3 separate regions of the Homo sapiens genome follow, and all the other regions are linked to region 1. Evidence: read pairs that join two places in POLR2A ChIA-PET (ENCODE). Cell type or tissue: Caco-2. All regions are shown on one strand. Links, peaks and the distances in the headings refer to the core of each region. The heading gives the core; the rest is flanking DNA.

Region 1 (5,487 bases), core at 618-4,617:
GCTCCTGTGAGCCCCTTTCCTGAATCCTGGGATCTCAAAACTGTGACGGATCCCAGAGACAAAGTGCTCCCTTCCTCTCCTTGCACTGGAGTTAGAGTCCCCAGCTAGGCTCAGAGACCCTGGTGTCCTAATTTTGAATCTAATCCCCTGCCTTTTCCACCATCTCCACTCTGTCCAGGTCTTCTCCATCTCCTGAGGTCAGGAGAAAAAGTTCTCAGACCTATTGAGAAATAAGAACTTGTAGAGAATAAAGGAACATTAGTGGGTGCTTGGAGCATCCATGGGTGGAGCCCCTGCAGCAATGATCTCTGAAAATGAGGAGGGGGCTGCATGTAAACAGGACCAGAGAGAATTTCTGACTCCTGGGGAGGCCCAGAGTCCTCCTGTCTCTCAACAGAAGCTATGTGGGGCTGAGGTCCCGACTCCCAGGGCCAGGCTACAATTGCAAAACTCCAAGCCAGCAGCAGAAGCCCACTGTCCCCCTTCCCAGTTCTCTGGGGGCATTGCAGATCCACCGAGGCAAGAGCTGGGGCTGTTCCCAACCCCCCAGCTTGAGCGTCTGGCGGGAGGGTGAGGAGATGAGCGGAAGGAGATGAGAAAGGTGGAAAAGAATGAGGACAGTGGAGTTGGGGAGGGAGGGTGACAGAAAGTGAGAGAGGGTATTTGGGGATGAGGGAAGAAGGACAAACAAGGGAGGAAGACAGACAGGCATGGAAGATAAAAAGAGACCCTTATATACCCACAGAGTGGGAGAGGCATGGAGAGGAGAAGAGGAGAAGAGATAAAGGTTAGAGACGAAGAGACAATGACAGAGAGAGATGGATCAGGCAGACTGGGGATGGGGTGAAAGGACAAAGATTAAGAAACACAGAGAGCAAGAAGCAAGTGCAGGGGCGAGGTGGGGGGGGGGAGGAGAAAGAGGGGGGAGAGAGAGAGAAGAGGTGAGACAAAGAAAGGGAGAAGCACCTGGAGGCAGAGAAAGTGGGGAAAGTGGGGACTAAGGAAAGCGGATGGGAAAGGAGTGGCCAAAAGGAAACATAAGAAAGATGGTGGGGAAATGGAGAGCCAGAGAGCCGGGCCACCCTCCCGATGTATTACTTGACATACGTATGAGATTATCTAGCACGGTATAAATGCCTCCATTAAATCACGATTGAGCTTCTCAAACCGACCAATTCCCGAATAGCCTCCAGCCCTTGGGGAATATGGTTTTCAAAACCGTATAAAGCATCAAATACTAACAACTTAGGAGAGAGGTTCTCATTCATTAGGGGTTTCCAGGGGCCCCCAGCAGGGCCTTTGTGGTAGAGGGTGGGGGAGAGTGTGTGGCTGGGATCTTGGGGAAAAAAGGCATTGTGTTTCTCTCTGTCATTGGCTTCACAGAAAAGCCTCTTCCCCACTCCAACAGCACGCTACACAAACTCACTAAGAAGTTCTTGTTGGTAGGGACTACTTGGCCAAGAAGAGAAAATGGAATTTCCCCAGAGTCCTCCTTATTCCCAGAGTGCATTTGGCCCAATAAAGAGGGGCTGCACAATTTCCTAGACATTCCTGCTTGCAACGGAGAGGGAGGGGACGATGAAGGGCAGCCTCCCTCCCAGCCTCTTGGGAAAACAGAACTTTGTTGAACCACAGGAGGCTGGTGGATGATGAGAAGGAAGGTTTGAGAGTAGTCTGGTGAAGGTGAAGTCCGCGTTTGCACCCCCTCCCCTGCCCCCTGCAGGCTCCCAACTCATCACTCCAACTAGTTCAAATAAACCGCAGCTCAACTTCCCTCACTCTACCTCCTCCCTTATTTGCCTCCCAGTCTGCCAGGAAAGGCATTTTAAAAGGTAGCTAATCAAGGATTTTTTTCCTTTTCTTTCTTTTCTTTTTTTTTTTTTTTTTTTGTTGGGAAGCCTTGTTTGCTTTGCTTTAACAAACAGCTGATAGAATTTGCTTTAAAGGAGCACTAAAAAAAAAAAAAAAAAAAAGAAAAGAAAAATGTGCCTACAGGGCACATGCCTGCATATCCGTGTGTGCCTGTGTGTGTGTGTGTGTGTGTGTGTGTGTGTGTGTGTTTAGACCTCCCGAGCTGGCTTGCAGTAATAAATGGAACCTGCTTCAGGTGCAGAAAGCTGGGAGGGGTCGAGGGGAGGAATGCACAGGCTGATTTACACCTGTCCCTACAGCTGCTATCGACAACACTTACAGCCTCCAGAAATGACCCTTGGTGCCGACTTGTCTGGAAGCCATCAGGGTTAGTTTTGAAGCAGGAATCTTCAAGTGGACCAGAGGGTGAGCTTTGCCCAGCCCCGCCTTCCCTGCCGTGGTCTTCAAGTGCTGCCCAGTGGAGCAGGCTGCCTGCTTCTCTCCCTCTCTGCCCACCTGCTCCTCCCTCTCTGTTTCTTCTCAGACAAATATCATCATTGACTTTCAGCTGTCTTTGGTGCTGCTGCCCAAGGAGGGCTGGGCAGGGTGCAGGGTTTCCAGCCAGCTCATCACCACCCCTTCCCCCCAGGAGCTGGGTCTGGCCCCAGGAATCTGTGTGGGATTCCTCGCTCTACCCTCCAGCCAGTTTCTGCCCTCTGCCACTGGCCTCAACCCACCCCACTGGCCAGACAGTTGAGTTACTGATAACTTCCAGATGCCTCTGGAATCTTGCTTCCAGTCCTCCCAGCACTCTGCCTGGTCTGCAAAAGTGGGGGCAGTGGGCAGCAGGCACCCTGCCCTGAAACTTGTTGCCACCTCTCAGAGGCTGATGAAAGCCGCACTCAGCTGGGCCCTTCAGGACGGGGGACCCTGGAGCCAGGGCACTCAGAAGGGATGTTTGACACCCACGCCAGGAACTTGGAGTCCCTGACTTTCTAGCCCAGGCCCTACAGAGGTTTAGGAGGACTGGGAGGGGGCAGATTGCAGGCCACCAGCTACCAGAGAAGCCACAAGGAAAGGCCTGGCACTTTCCCTGGGAATTAACAGGCACTGGGAAAGTATCTGGGTCCCCATTGCCTTACTGGTAGAACGGGGCAAGGGTGGGGGCAGGAACTGTAATATATACTACATTGACATTTTATTTTATTATTACTATTTTCAGACAGAGTCTCGCTCTGTTGCCCAGGCTGGAGTGCAGTGGCGCGATCTCTGCTCACTGCAACCTCCACCTCCCGGCTTCAAGCAATTCTCTCTGCCTCAGCCTCCCAAGTAGCTGGGATTACAAGCATGCACCACCACGCCCAGCTAATTTTTGTATTATTACTAGAGACGGGGTTTCGCTATATTGGCCAGGTTGGTCTAAAACTCCTAACCTCGGACAATCTGCCTGCCTCAGCCTCTCAAAGTGCTGAGATTACAGGCGTCAGCCACCGTGCCTGGCCTTATTACTATTTTTTGAGATGGGGGTCTCACTATGTTGCCCAGGGTGGTCTCAAGCTCCTGAGCTCAAGCGATCCTCCTGCCCCAGCCTCCCAAAGTGCTGGGATTACAGGCGTCAGCCACCGTGCCTGGCCTTATTACTATTTTTTGAGATGGGGGTCTCTCTATGTTGCCCAGGGTGGTCTCAGGCTCCTGAGCTCAAGCGATCCTCCTGCCCCAGCCTCCCAAAGTGCTGGGATTACATGCGTCAGCCACCGTACCTGGCCTTATTACTATTTTTTGAGATGAGGGTCTCTCTATGTTGCCCAGGGTGGTCTCAGGCTCCTGAGCTCAGGCGATCCTCCTGCCCCAGCCTCCCAAAGTGCTGGGATTACAGGCGTGAGCCGTGGCACAATGCCCTAATAGTGTACTTTTGAAGTTGGGATGAGCAGAACAACATTTCAGGATCCCAGTCACACCTGTAATGTTATATACAAACACCTGAGATTTCTTTTTTTTTTTTTTTTTTTGAGATGGAGTCTTGCTCTATTGCCCAGACTGGAGTGTAGTGGTGCAATCTCGACTTACTACAACCTCTGCCCCCTGGGTTCAGGCAATTCTCTTGCCTCAACCTCCTGAGTAGCTGGGACTACAGGCATGCGTCACCACACCCAGCTAATTTTTGTATATTTAGTAGAGACGGAGTTCCGCCATGTTGGCCAGGCTGGTCTTGAACTCCCAACCTCAGGTGATCCGCCTGCCTCAGCCTCCCAAAGTACTGAGATTACAGGCGTGAGCCACTGCACCTGGCCTAACACCTGAGATTTCTATTGGTGACCCAGTCACAGCCACTGCTAATCCCCCTGTGGTTTGTTGTCTATATTCATAATAGAAGGAAATACTAATTTCACTGCGAGTTTAGTGATAATGAAAGTGTGATTTTTTTTTTCCATCCAAGTTCACAGATCCATGAATTCTGTCCATGGTCTCCCACACCCCCATAAAAGTCTATTGGAAGATAACAGGGTATGAACCCCTGACTTATTAAGTAACTAATTGGTCTCTTGGTCCCTATAGGGACAGAGGAGGATTCTCATGAGAAATCGGCACAGTTTTGAAAGCTGGGGCAATGTGCTTGTACTGCGAGCCAAGGCAAAGAGACAGGTTTTGTGGAATAGAAAATCCATTCTGTGAACAGCTTTTCAAGGAATATTTCCCAGAGGGCCAGGAAAGAGCAAGGTCTGGCTTAGGCTGATTTTGGCTCAGAGACAGGGCTTGGGGAGGGAAGTTTCTCCTAAAAGTGTCTATCAATACCTCTATTCTAATACACGCACACTCTACCTCTGGGGTGAAGTTCTGGGCAGCTCTGGTCCCTCTGAAACTTCAGTTTTCCACCCAGAAAAAGAATCCCTCCCTCCCCTTTTCCCCCAACATCACGCTGTAAACACCTTTGCAGCTTTTTTGCCCCAAAGGATCTGTAGACAAGTCCTACCTTAGCACCAAGTAATCCCTTCACAAAGATAAGTCAGGAACTGAAGCATTTTTTGCCTTTAAACAGAGCACTTAGTGAAACACCTCTGCTCATGGAAGGGAAATTGCAAATGGCCCCAGGACAGCAGCACTCACTTTTCTTGGTGAAATACAGCTTCAAGAACTCTGAGCCGCTGGGACAGGCATTTGGAGGCTGATTTAAGTGACAGACAGAAATAAGAAAGCTGGAAACCCAGAACACCCATGAGTAAATCAAACGTGGCTTAGAGTTGAACAGGATGATCTCAGTGGATTCTGGGGTCCCAGCAAAATGAGAACAAAAGCATTTGTGAATCAGCTACACTACGCAAGATCCATGCCATGCTCTTTGCTTGCTTCATCTAAAGGTACCAATACTAGGTCTGATACTCATTCATTCATTCATTAACTCATTCATCCATTCTGCAAATGTTTACCAAGGGCCTACTATGTGTCTGGGGCTCAGGATGTAGCAGTGAATTAAGCACATTAAAAACTATTAGGCTGGCTGAGCGTGGTGACTCAGCCTGTAATCCCAGCACTTTGGGAGGCTAAGGCGGGTGGATCACTTGGAGCTCAGGAGTTCGAAACCAGCCTGGGCAAGATAGCAAAACCCTGTCTCTACCAAAAAGACAAAAAATTAGCCGG
Region 2 (5,487 bases), core at 585-4,584, 96 kb after region 1:
CCTTTTCTTCTTCATCTTTTTTTTTTTTTTTTTTGAGATAGAGTCTCAATCTGTCTTCCAGGCTTGAGTGCAGTGGCACAATCTCAGCTGATTGCAACCTCTTCCTCCCTGGTTCAAGCAATTCTCCCTTTTCAGGCTCCTGAGTAGTTGGGACTAGAGTAATGCGCCACCACACCCAGCTAATTTTTGTGTTTTTAGTAGAGATGAGGTTTCACCATGTTGGCTGGGCTGGTCTCGAACTCCTGAACTCAGTGATCTGCCTGCCTCGGCCTCCCAAAGTGGTAGGATTATAGGTGTGAGCCACTGTGCCCAGCCAAATTCTCTTTTTCTTTTCTTTTTTGATACAGAGTCTCAGTCTGTCGCCCAGGCTGGAGTGCATTGGTGCCATCTTGGCTCCCTGCAACCTCCGCCTCCGGGGTTCAAGTGATTCTGTGCCTTAGCCTCCCGAGTAGCTGGGATTACAGGTGCCCGCCACCACGCCCAGCTAATTTTTGTATTTTTAGTAAAGACAGGGTTTCACCATGTTGTCCGGGCTGGTCTCGAACTCCTGGCTTCAAGTGATCCACCTGCCTCGGCCTCCCAAAGTATTGGGATTACAGGAGTGAGCCACCATGCCTGGTCGAAATGCTTCTTTTCTTGTCTTTGCCTCTCGGCAATGGCATGGCTCCCTGAGCCACCTTCTCTCCCTCCTGCCCATCCACCATCCCTGCCAGCATGACAGATGAAGTTCTGAGGCCTACAGATGCCTAAAGCAGAAAGTAGCGATATGTGGATGCTCCTCTCCCTCTCTCTTCCTGCAACCTAACTGGACACACAGTGAAGAGACCATGTGTGAGTTCATGGGTAGAGAGAGAAGATAATTCAAACTTTGGGTGTGGGGAAGGTTCTAGAATCTCTCATGATATACTGGAAGGGTAGATTTCCAAACTTTCCTCCCATTTTCTTTCTCTCTTTTTTTCTTTTTCTCTTTTTTTTTCTTTTTTGAGATAGAGTCTCTGTCACCCAGGCAAGAGTGCAGTGGTGTGATCTCAGCTCACTGCAACCTCTGCCTCTCAGGTTCAAGGGATTCTCCCACCTCAGCCTCCTGAGTAGCTGAGACTACAGGCGCACGCCACCATGCCCAGCTAATTTTTGTATTTTCAGTAGAGATGGGGTTTCACTATGTTGGCCAGGCTGGCCTCGAACTCCTGACCTCAAGTGATCTGCCCGTCTCAGCCTCCCAAAGTGCTGGGATTATAGGCATGAGCCACTGCACCTGGTCTTTCCCCCACATTTTCTTTGCAAAAGTGCTGAGGTAGCTAGGCTATGAAAATCAGCCAGCTGTGAGCTGCCCAGCTGACAAAGGGGCCACAGCTGGAGAGGAACAGTGGCTGTTGATTCCAGCTGCAAATGAAAGGGTCAACACCTTGTAGGAAAAAAAAAAAATCCAGACATCAGCTGGTGGAAATGGTCCCAGAGTTCATAATAACAGAAAGGAAGGCAAGGAGATTTTATTGTTTTAATTGGCAGCTGTCTCTGGATTCTTTTTTTAAAAGAGAGTTTGGAGACTGTAACCCGGGCAGGTGTGTGTGTGTGTGCACATGTGTGTGCACGTGTGTGTAAGGGAAGCTGGAAGAAAACTGTGTCTGTGAATATGAGAATGGGAAGACTGGGAGGAGAGACTGCTGTGTGTGTATTAGCCAGGGAGGTAGAGAGGACAGTAGCCATCTCCTGCATATGGGACCCGTGAGAAAGAAAGAGACTAAGAGACTTTGAAAGTGGGAAATGTCTCAGGGAAGAGAAGACAAATCTATTTTTATTCCTTTTTTTTTTTTTTTTTTTTTTTTTGAGACAGAGTCTCACTTTGTCATCCAGGCTGGAGTGCGTGGGGCGAACTCAGATCACTGCAACCTCTGACTCCCGCATTCAAATGATTCTCCTGACTCAGCCTCCTGAGTAGCTGGGATTACAGGTGCATGCCACCACGCTTGGCTAATTTTTGTATTTTTAGTAGAGACGGGGTTTCACCATGTTGGCCAAGCTGGTCTCGAACTCCTGACCTCAGATGATCCGCCCGCCTCGGCCTCCCAAAGTGCTGGGATTATAGGCATGAGCCACCACATCTGGTCTGAGAAGACAAATCTTAATTATGTGTGTATGCATGTGTCTATATGAAAATGGAAAGCCCAGTGCGGTGGCTCATGCTTGTAATCCCAGAACTTTGGGAAGCTGAGGCTAGAAGATTGCTTGAGGCTACGAGTTCAAGACCAGCCTGGGTGAATAGTGTGAACTTTTCTCAAAAAAAAAAAAAAATCAATAAATAAATTTTAAAAAATTGAAAATTGTAGATGAAAGAGTGGGAAAAAACTAAAGTGGAACTGGGAGAGGAAACCACGCATGGTGCAGGAGAGAGCTGGAGACGGACTCAGAGCCAGCTTGGAATGAGCAGTGGCACCAGGAGCTCCCTCCAGCCTGTTCAGAAATAGTTTCCGGGAACTGTGGTGCTTTCCCCGCCCCTGCTCTAGGGCCAGCGGGGAGATGAAGCTGCCCGCATCGCTTGTCTTGGCTGCCTCTCAGCTGACACTGCTGACAGGCTGCTTTGATCTCAGGTTATCAGGGCTAACCCTGTGCCCTGGGCCTGCTCTGCCAGCCCCGCCCACGCTCCCCTCTGCTGAAAGGGCATTCAGTAAGGCCACCAACTGTTGGGAGGGAGGCCCAGTCCGCGTGCCTGGTTGGCCTTGGAGCCTGGGTACTTGATGTAATGAAGGCACCATCTTTTATTCTCAAAACAGTGAAGAACAGGGGCCCAGCTGGGGAAAACAAGCTTTTGAAGTGTAGTCACACGAAATAGTGCCACCAAACATCTATGGAATGTCATATGTTTATGTCCTCATGCTGTCTGGACCTTCACCCCCAAAGGATGAGTAGTGAAAGAAAGAAAACAGGATGGGCAGCCAGGAAGATTTTTTTCTTTCCTTTTTCCCAACTTTTACACTTCTAAAAAAATCTTTTCTTTTTTCCTTTTTGTGGAGAACAGGATCTCGCTATATTGCCCAGGCAGGTCTCAAACTCCTGGGCTCAAGCTATCCTCCCGCCTCTGCCTCCCTAACAGCTGGGATGACAGGCATGAGCCACCATGCCTGGCCTTCTCCGCAACTTTTATTTTGGATTCAGGAGGTACATGTGCAGGTTTGTTACCTGTGTAGATGGCATGATGCTGAGGCTTGAGGTATGAATGATCCCATCACCCAGGTACTGATCATAGTACTCAACAGTTTATTTTTCGTTGTTGTTGTTTTTGAGACAGAGTTTCGCTCTTGTTGCCCAGACTGAAATGCAATGGTACGATCTCGGCTCACCACAACATCCACCTCCTGGGTTCAAGCAATTCTCCTGCCTCAGCCTCCTGAGTAGATGGGATTACAGGCATGTGCCACCATGCCAAGCTAGTTTTGTATTTTTAGTAGAGACGGGGTTTCTCCATGTTGGTCAGGCTGGTCTCGAACTCCTGACCTCAGTTGACTCACCCGCTTCAGCCTCCCAAAGTGCTGGGATTACAGGCGTGAGTCACCGCGCCTGGCCCCAACAGTTAGTTTTTCAAGCCCTGCCCCCGTCTTTTCCTCCGCCCACTGGTAGTCCCCAGTATCTGTTCCTATCTTTATGCTCATAAGTACCCAATGTTTAGCTCCCACCTATAAGTGAGAACAGGGGGTAGTTCCTATTCTGTTCCTGTATTAATTCACTTAGGATAATGGCCTCCAGCTGCATCCATGTTGCTGCAAAGAACATGATTTTATTCATTTCTATGGCTGTGCAGTATTCCATGGTGTATATGTGCCACATTTTCCTTATCCAATTCATCGTTGTTGGGGACTTAGGGTTGATTCCATGCCTTTGCCATTGTGAATAGTGCTGCAATGAACATATAAGTGCAGGTGTCTTTTTGGTAGAATGATTAGTTTTCTTTTGGATATATACTCAGTAGCAGGATTGCTGAGTTGAACGGTAGTTCTGTTTTAAGTTCTTATAAGCCTCGACCTCTCTGGGCCAAGTGATCCTCCCACCTCAGCCGCCAGAGTAGCTGGGACCACAGATGTGCACTTGTGGGGAATTTTTTTCTTTTGTGGAGATGGGGTCTCACTACGTTGCCCAGGATAATCTTGAACTCCTGAGCTCAAGTGATTCTCCCACCTCGGCCTCCCAAAATGCTGGGATTGCTGGTGTGAGCCAATGCATCTGGCCCTGTTTTAAGTTCTTTGAGAAATCTCCAGACAGCTTTCCACAGTGGCTGAACTAAATTTACATTCCCACCAACAGTGCATAAGCGTTCCATTTTCTGGGCAGCCTCACCAGCATTTGTTGTTTTTTGACTTTTTAGTAATAGCCATTCTGACTAGTGTGAGATGGTATCTCATTGTCCTTTTGATTTGCATCTCTCTGATGATTAGTGATGCAGAACATTTTTTTCATGTTTGTTGACTGCTTGTATGTCTTTTTTTTTTTTTTTTCTTTTTGAGATGGAGTTTCGCTCTTGTTGCCCAGGCTGGAGTGCAATGGTGCAATCTTGGCTCCCCTCAACTTCTGCCTCCTGAGTTCAAGCGATTCTCCTGCCTCAGCCTCCCAAGTAGCTGGGATTACAGGCAAGCGCCATCATGCCCGGCTAATTTTGTATTTTTAGTAAAGACAGGGTTTCTCCATGTTGGTCAGGCTGGTCTCGAACTCCTGACCTCAGGTGATCCACCTGCCTCCACCTCCCAAAATGCTAGGATTACAGGTGTGAGCCACTGTGCCTGGCCACTTCTATGTCTTAAAACTTGCTTTCTTCTCTTAAGACCTCTGTTGAGTCATTGGATGTCCTTGGGCAAATCTTACTTCTGTTTGGAACTCAGTTTTCATCTCCCATCTTGTAAAATAAAAGTGCTTTTATAACTCTGGAAACCTCTCTTCAAGCAAAATCATGTGCAGAAATCCAATATGTAAAACAGATTGAAGAAGAGTGGGGCTGGTTGAAGGGGATATGAAGACCTGATACCCTAACAATCTGTTCAGTCCATGTGTTGATTTCCTTTCTTTTGAGACAAGGTCTTGCTCTTTCACCCAGACTGGAGTGCAGTGGTATGATCATGGCTCCCTGCAGCCTTGACCTCTCAGGCTTAAGCAATCCTTCCACCTCAGCCTCCCAGGTAGCTGGGACCACAGGTGTGTGCCATCACATCCAGCTAATTCTTTTTTAAATTATTATTTTATTTTAAGATGAAGTTTTGCTCTGTTGCCCAGGCTGGAGAGCAGTGGTGCAATTTCGGCTCACTGCAACCTCTGCCTCCCGGGTTCAAGTGATTCTCAGGGAGGATCGGAGGTCTCAGCCTCCTGAGTAGCTGGGATTATAGGCATGTGCCACACACCTGGCTATTTTTGTATTTTTAGTAGAGATGGGGTTTCACCATGTTGGCCAAGCTGGTCTTGAACACCTGACCTCAGGTGATTCACCCACCTCAGCCTCCCAAAGTG
Region 3 (5,487 bases), core at 585-4,584, 64 kb after region 1:
AAGATCGTATTTGGGTGATGAGGAGCTGAGAGGTCTGCAGATAGCCTGTTGGTTGGAAAAGGGAGTATAAAGTATAATGAATGCAGTATATTTCCCAGTTGCTCTTTCATGCACATACATAAAGTTATAAATGCCCCCGAGCGTGTGGCAAGCACATAGCGGCCTTTGAAACACACACAGCAATATGCTCAGAGACAGCACCCCCCCCCCCCAGACCCATGCACAGCGAGGCATCACACGCTTGCAAACACATGCAAAAGACCCACAGGCGTACAGGAGCATATTCATGCACAAGCAGACCCATACCAACATACAAAACTAGAAACAGATGCAAACCAACATCCAACATCAGACCCAGATGGGGCTATGCACCCCAATATGCACCCCCCTACTGCTGCGGCCCCTCCAAAAAGTTGAAATGCACAGTGCTGGAAGGATCCTTTTAGCTCCCTCTTCAATTTCCCTTGCAATATGAATGTCTTCCAAATTGCAGCCCTGGGACCTACAAACTGCACTCCATTCTGCTTTCTTTTCTTTTTCTTTTTCTTTTTTTTTTTTGAGACAGACTCTCGCTCTGTTGCCCAGGCTGGAGTGCAGTGGCATGATCTCAGCTCACCGCAAGCTCCGCCTCCTGGGTTCAGCCATTCTCCTGCCTCAGCCTCCCTAGTAGCAGGGACTACAGGCGCCCGCCACCATCCCCAGCTAATTTTTTGTATTTTTAGTAGAGGCGGGGTTTCACCCTGTTAGCCAAGATGGTCTCGATCTCCTGACCTCGTGATCCGCCCGCCTCCCAAAGTGCTGGGATTACAGGCGTGAGCCACTGCGCCCGGCATTTTTTTTTTTTTTTTTTTTTGAGACAGAGTCTCCCTCTGTCACCAGGCTGGAGTGCAGTGGTGTGATCTTGGCTCGCTGCAACCTCCGACTCCCTGGTTCAATTGATTCTCCTGCCTCAGCCTCCCGAGTAGCTGGGGTTACAGGCACGCACCACCACGCCCAGCTAATTTGTGTATTTTTAGTAGAGACGAGGTTTCACCATGTTGGCCAGGATGGTCTAGATTTCCTGACATCATGATCCCCCCGTCTCAGCCTCCCAAAGTTCTGGGATTACAGGCGTGAGCCACCGCGCCTGGCCTCTACTTTCTTAATAAGACCTCCAGGCGCATGACAAAGCAGAAACCTTCAGAAACAAAATCTACCGAGTTCGAAGAACGGGCCTGGCCCAAGGCACTTTGGACGCTGTCCGTTCTGTCTTCACAGCGGCTTGCAGTAAACTTCTTGGAGGAGAATTGGCATTGCAAGGGTGTTACTGGAGACCTCGGCAAGAAAGTGAATGCAAAGACAGATGACCCAGGAACCCGTGATGGATAAGGCTCTTGACAGCCAGGACGTGGAATTACAGGGGGTCTCTTTGAGAGACAAAATAAAAAAAATAGCCCAGTAATCTTCCTTCCACCCTTTTCTCCCAGATCTAATTACAGATGTCTTGACATTCCTTCTGCATAGAATTTCCTTAAAAGATTTGCCAAGAAGAAACATTTGGAAACTGTGTTTTAGGTATAATCCGTCTGGGAGTCACTCTTGCTCGCTTTGTCGTTAGATGACAAAACGCTTAATTACAGCGAGCACAATGTATACCACATTTGGAAAACTGGATTCTTGACCTAAATAATGTACCCCATACTGACAATGGCCTTTTGGCAAAACTTGTGTCTCTGATCTCACATTAATTACTACACAAATATACTTATTGTGGGCACCGAGTTTATGGGATGGAGTCCTCTTGACACATGTTCACCATAAAAACACATTTTTTTCCCTTCCCCTGACCCTAAGGAAAAGAAAAAAAAAAAGATTAACATTTTTCAAGATGCTGTTTTAGTGACATGAAAACTGTCTGTTGAGTGTTCACTCGGCTTTTGTTCTTTTTCTTTTCTCCTTTTATTAAAAAGCCTTTCAAACCAAGCATTCCTGGTTTGTGATTCTTTACTTTTGCTTTTATGCTGAGGGAGAGACAGATTAGATTAGATTAAAGACCAAGGGACACCTCGTGAAATACATTCCATCTAGAGGCAATTTGGTTGAGAGGGCCAATTGTGTGTGTGTGTGCCTGTGTGCGTGCAGGCGTGCGTGTTTCTCCTTGTGGCATACTGGTGGTCTTTTTACAGATACAGAGTTCTGGTTTTTGGAAATGCGTTTATTCCTTTAGCCTTTTTCCCTTCAGAAGCCTGCAGCCTTTGATTGTGGCCTGACTTTTAGGGGTCTGCGGCATTTTGGGGGGTAGTAAATCTTATTAACTCTTCCCTTTAGTGTCTCGCCATTCTCAAAAACTTTTACAAAAAGCAGCAACACCGCCCTCACCAAAGACAGATGAAAGGAGCGGTTTCAAAGCCCCTCTCCCCCCTGCCCCAGCAGGCCCCCAGATTGGTCTGATGATGTCACAGGGGTAACCACGGCAACAGGCCGTGACATCATGACAAAAGGAGGACTGACCTTGGCCTGGAATTCAAAGCAAAAGCAGCTCATAAACTTCTAAAGCAAGCAGGAGATAAATATCCTTAGTCATAAAAGAACAAACGAAGTTTGGGGTGGGGGGACGGGGGAAAAAAAAGCAGAACTTTTTTTTTTTTTTGAAATACAGTAAAATGTGTTGCCAAGTTTTTCAGGAAGTGCTAGTGGCCATTTTGATGATGTGAACTAGATTTTAAAACAGAAAGAGGAAAAATGAATGTGGTGGACAAGGGCTGCTGACAATATTAGATAGAATCAGGTGAAACTTTTCCCTAAACTATAATTTGTAAAATGGGGGAGAGGGGATGAGCCAGACCAAAGCAAAACAACAGACAAATTCATTTCTGAGTGAGAGAAGGAATTACATGGCAGGAGAAAGGGAGTAATCCAGGAACTGTATTTATCAAAAAGAGAATGTGCTCAAGGCAACATAGTACTCCGGATGGGATCCTGGGCCAGAAAAATGGATGAAATCTGAAGAAGATCTAGAGTTTAGTTCAGAGTAATGAACCAATGTTGGTTTCTTAGTTTAAAGGATTTTTTTTTTTTGAGACAGGGTCTCACTCTGTTGCCCAGGCTGGAGTGCAGTGGCATGATTTCGGCTCATTGTAGCCTCCGCCTCCTGGGTTCAAGCGATTCTCTTGCCTCAGCCTCCTGAGTAGCTGGGATCACAGGCATGGGCCACCACACCCAGCTAATTTTTGTATTTTTAGTAGAGACAGGGTTTTACCATATTGGCCAGGCTGGTCTTGAACTCCTGACCTCAGGTACCCTCCCGCCTTGGCCTCCCAAAGTGCTGGGATTATAGGAGTGAGACACCATACCTAGCCAATTTTAATTTTAAAATTGTATTTATTGATTTATTCATTTATTTTTAGATTCAGGGTCTCTCCACCTCCCGGGCTCAAGTGACCTTCCCATCCCAGCCTCTTGAGTAGCTGGAACTACAGGGTCACCCACCACTTTTGACTAATTTTTTATTTTTTGTAGGATGGGGTCTTGCTATGTTGCCAAGGCTGGTCTCAACCTCCTAACCTCAGATGATCCTCTCACCTCAGCCTCTCAAAGTTTGGGGATTACAGGCATGAGCCTCCATGCCTGGCTTGCCTCCAGGAAACTTAAGGAAGTCCCCTGCGTCATTCTAGAAGGTGTTCTTGTCCTTAGAGTCTTCTATGAGTCTACTGGCCCAGTTTCACAAGAAAGCTTCTTTCTCTAGATGTCCTGAGGGTAGGCTGACCACACAGCGTAAGAAGCTTGTCTCCAGATGCCAGGAGGGGCGGTGAAATTACACCAAACTGGGAGTGGAGAGGGCCTGTCTCTGCTTTCACATGAACTTGCACGTGATATTGGGAAAGACAGAGCTTCATTTTTTCTGGTCCACAAAACAGGGTCATTGGGCAATAGATAACAATGGTAAACAGATTTCATGTCAGGTGCAAGCTGAGGCCCTGTCTATAATTTAAAAACAACAACAATTTGCCTGGCTAATTTAAAAAATTTTTAATTTTGTAGTGACGGGGTCTCACTCTGTTGCCCAGGCTGGTCTCAAACTCCTGGGCTCAAGTGATCATCCTGCCTCAGCCTCCCAAGTAGCTAGTTGGGATTATAAGCATGTACCACCCTGCCTGGCTCCTTACTTGTAAGTTTGAGTCAACTGATGGAGACTGGCTGGGGCCCTGTGTTAAGCCTGGGATCAATGAGAAGAAATGTGGTGGTCCATTAGTAATGTCTGCCATGGATGTGGGTTTGGAAAGTGGAAGCATGTGTTTGCCATTCCAAGCCCTTGTACACTTGGGCCTAGCCCCTCTGGGGCCTGCTAGTCTAGACAGATTCTTGTGTTTCCAGCAACACCCGTGTGGAACAGTAGACAGAACACAGTCCCTGGAGTCAGTGAGCAATGGCTTTCAGTCCTAGCTTTCTCCATGTACTTGTGATAAATGGCTCAGGGCATTTGGTAAATACGAGACACAATGTGTGAAGCTCTGTGCATACCCACTGCCATCTGGGGGAGAGAGACAACTTAACAGGCAACAAAACCACACTGTGCTGAGTGCTATGATAACAGAGTGTTCTTGGAGTACTGAGTAGGTGGACCCGACTTACACCTGAGGGGCAGGCAAGGAAGACTTCCTGGTGGAAGTGGTATCTAAGCTGATTTTTTTCTTTTTTTTTTTTTTTGAGACAGTCTCACTCTGTCACTCAGGCTGGAGTGCAGTGGTGCAATCTCGGATTACTGCAACCTCCACTATCTGAGTTCAAGGGATTCTCTTGCCTCAGCCTCCCAAGTAGCTGGGATTACAGACACCCGCCACCACGTCTGGCTAATTTTTGTATTTTTAGTAGACATGGGGTTTTACCATGTTGGCCAGGCTAGTCTCGAACTCCTGGCCTCAAGTGATCCTCCCATCTCGGCCTCCCAAAGTGCTGGGATTACAAGCATGAGCCACCGCACCTGGCTATCTAAGCTAAATTTTGAAGGATGAATTAAGTATTAACCTGGAGAAGGGAGCAGGGTGAGATGAGGATGGAGTCTGGCTGGGCTTAGATCATGTAGGGCCTGAAGAGCCTTCTTGTGAATTCCAGCTTAATTTTGAGGGTCATGGGGAGCCACTGAAGAACTTTATGAAAGAGAGTTTTATTAGCAAAAAGTCGTTCTGGCTTAAGAGATAGATTTGGGTAGGGGAAAAACTAAGGAAGCCCTTTTTAGAATCCAAGCAAGAAATGATGACACTTATACTATGCCATGGAGCACAGAAAGGCAGATCACTGAGAGATGTTCAGGGGATTGAATGGATGTGGGGGCACCCATTACTTAGGTCTCTGAGCCTCAGTTTCCTCATTTGTTTGAAGTTATTGTGAGGTTTAAATGAGATGATGTGTGTAAAGTCTCAGCATGGTTCCTGGTACACTGTAGGTGCTCAATAAATGCTAACCACATCCATTACGTCTTAAAAGTTCAGTAATTTCATTTTCCTTTTT

The links. ChIA-PET counts read pairs that join two places held together with the same protein. Peaks named below come from ENCODE experiments on the same cell type or tissue, not always from the same donor. Only the 100,000 strongest peaks of a DNase experiment are listed, where the experiment ranks them.
Region 2: POLR2A ChIA-PET joins it to region 1 with 17 read pairs; 5 of 35 experiments call an interaction of 5 or more read pairs at or near these places.
Region 3: POLR2A ChIA-PET joins it to region 1 with 15 read pairs; 7 of 35 experiments call an interaction of 5 or more read pairs at or near these places.

What each region holds. Positions count from the first base shown.
Region 1 is chr12:114,701,676-114,707,162 of GRCh38, forward strand. All of the region lies in intron 1 of TBX3-AS1 (TBX3 antisense RNA 1), which reads left to right. Among named protein-coding and RNA genes, the nearest start is that of TBX3, 20 kb to the left of the region's middle. In Caco-2, for the core only: no CTCF peak of the experiment used is centred there; DNase peaks (open chromatin) are centred at 1,746, 2,136 and 2,556; H3K4me3 peaks cover 151 bases.
Region 2 is chr12:114,797,217-114,802,703 of GRCh38, forward strand. No RefSeq gene overlaps it. Among named protein-coding and RNA genes, the nearest start is that of TBX3, 120 kb to the left of the region's middle. RefSeq lists enhancers at 2,109-2,609, 2,610-3,110. In Caco-2, for the core only: no CTCF peak of the experiment used is centred there; a DNase peak (open chromatin) is centred at 2,605.
Region 3 is chr12:114,766,027-114,771,513 of GRCh38, forward strand. TBX3-AS1 (TBX3 antisense RNA 1) reads left to right here. Exons shown (of 2, transcript NR_187552.1): 2 at 1,258-1,962. Among named protein-coding and RNA genes, the nearest start is that of TBX3, 85 kb to the left of the region's middle. In Caco-2, for the core only: no CTCF peak of the experiment used is centred there; DNase peaks (open chromatin) are centred at 2,105, 2,465 and 4,505.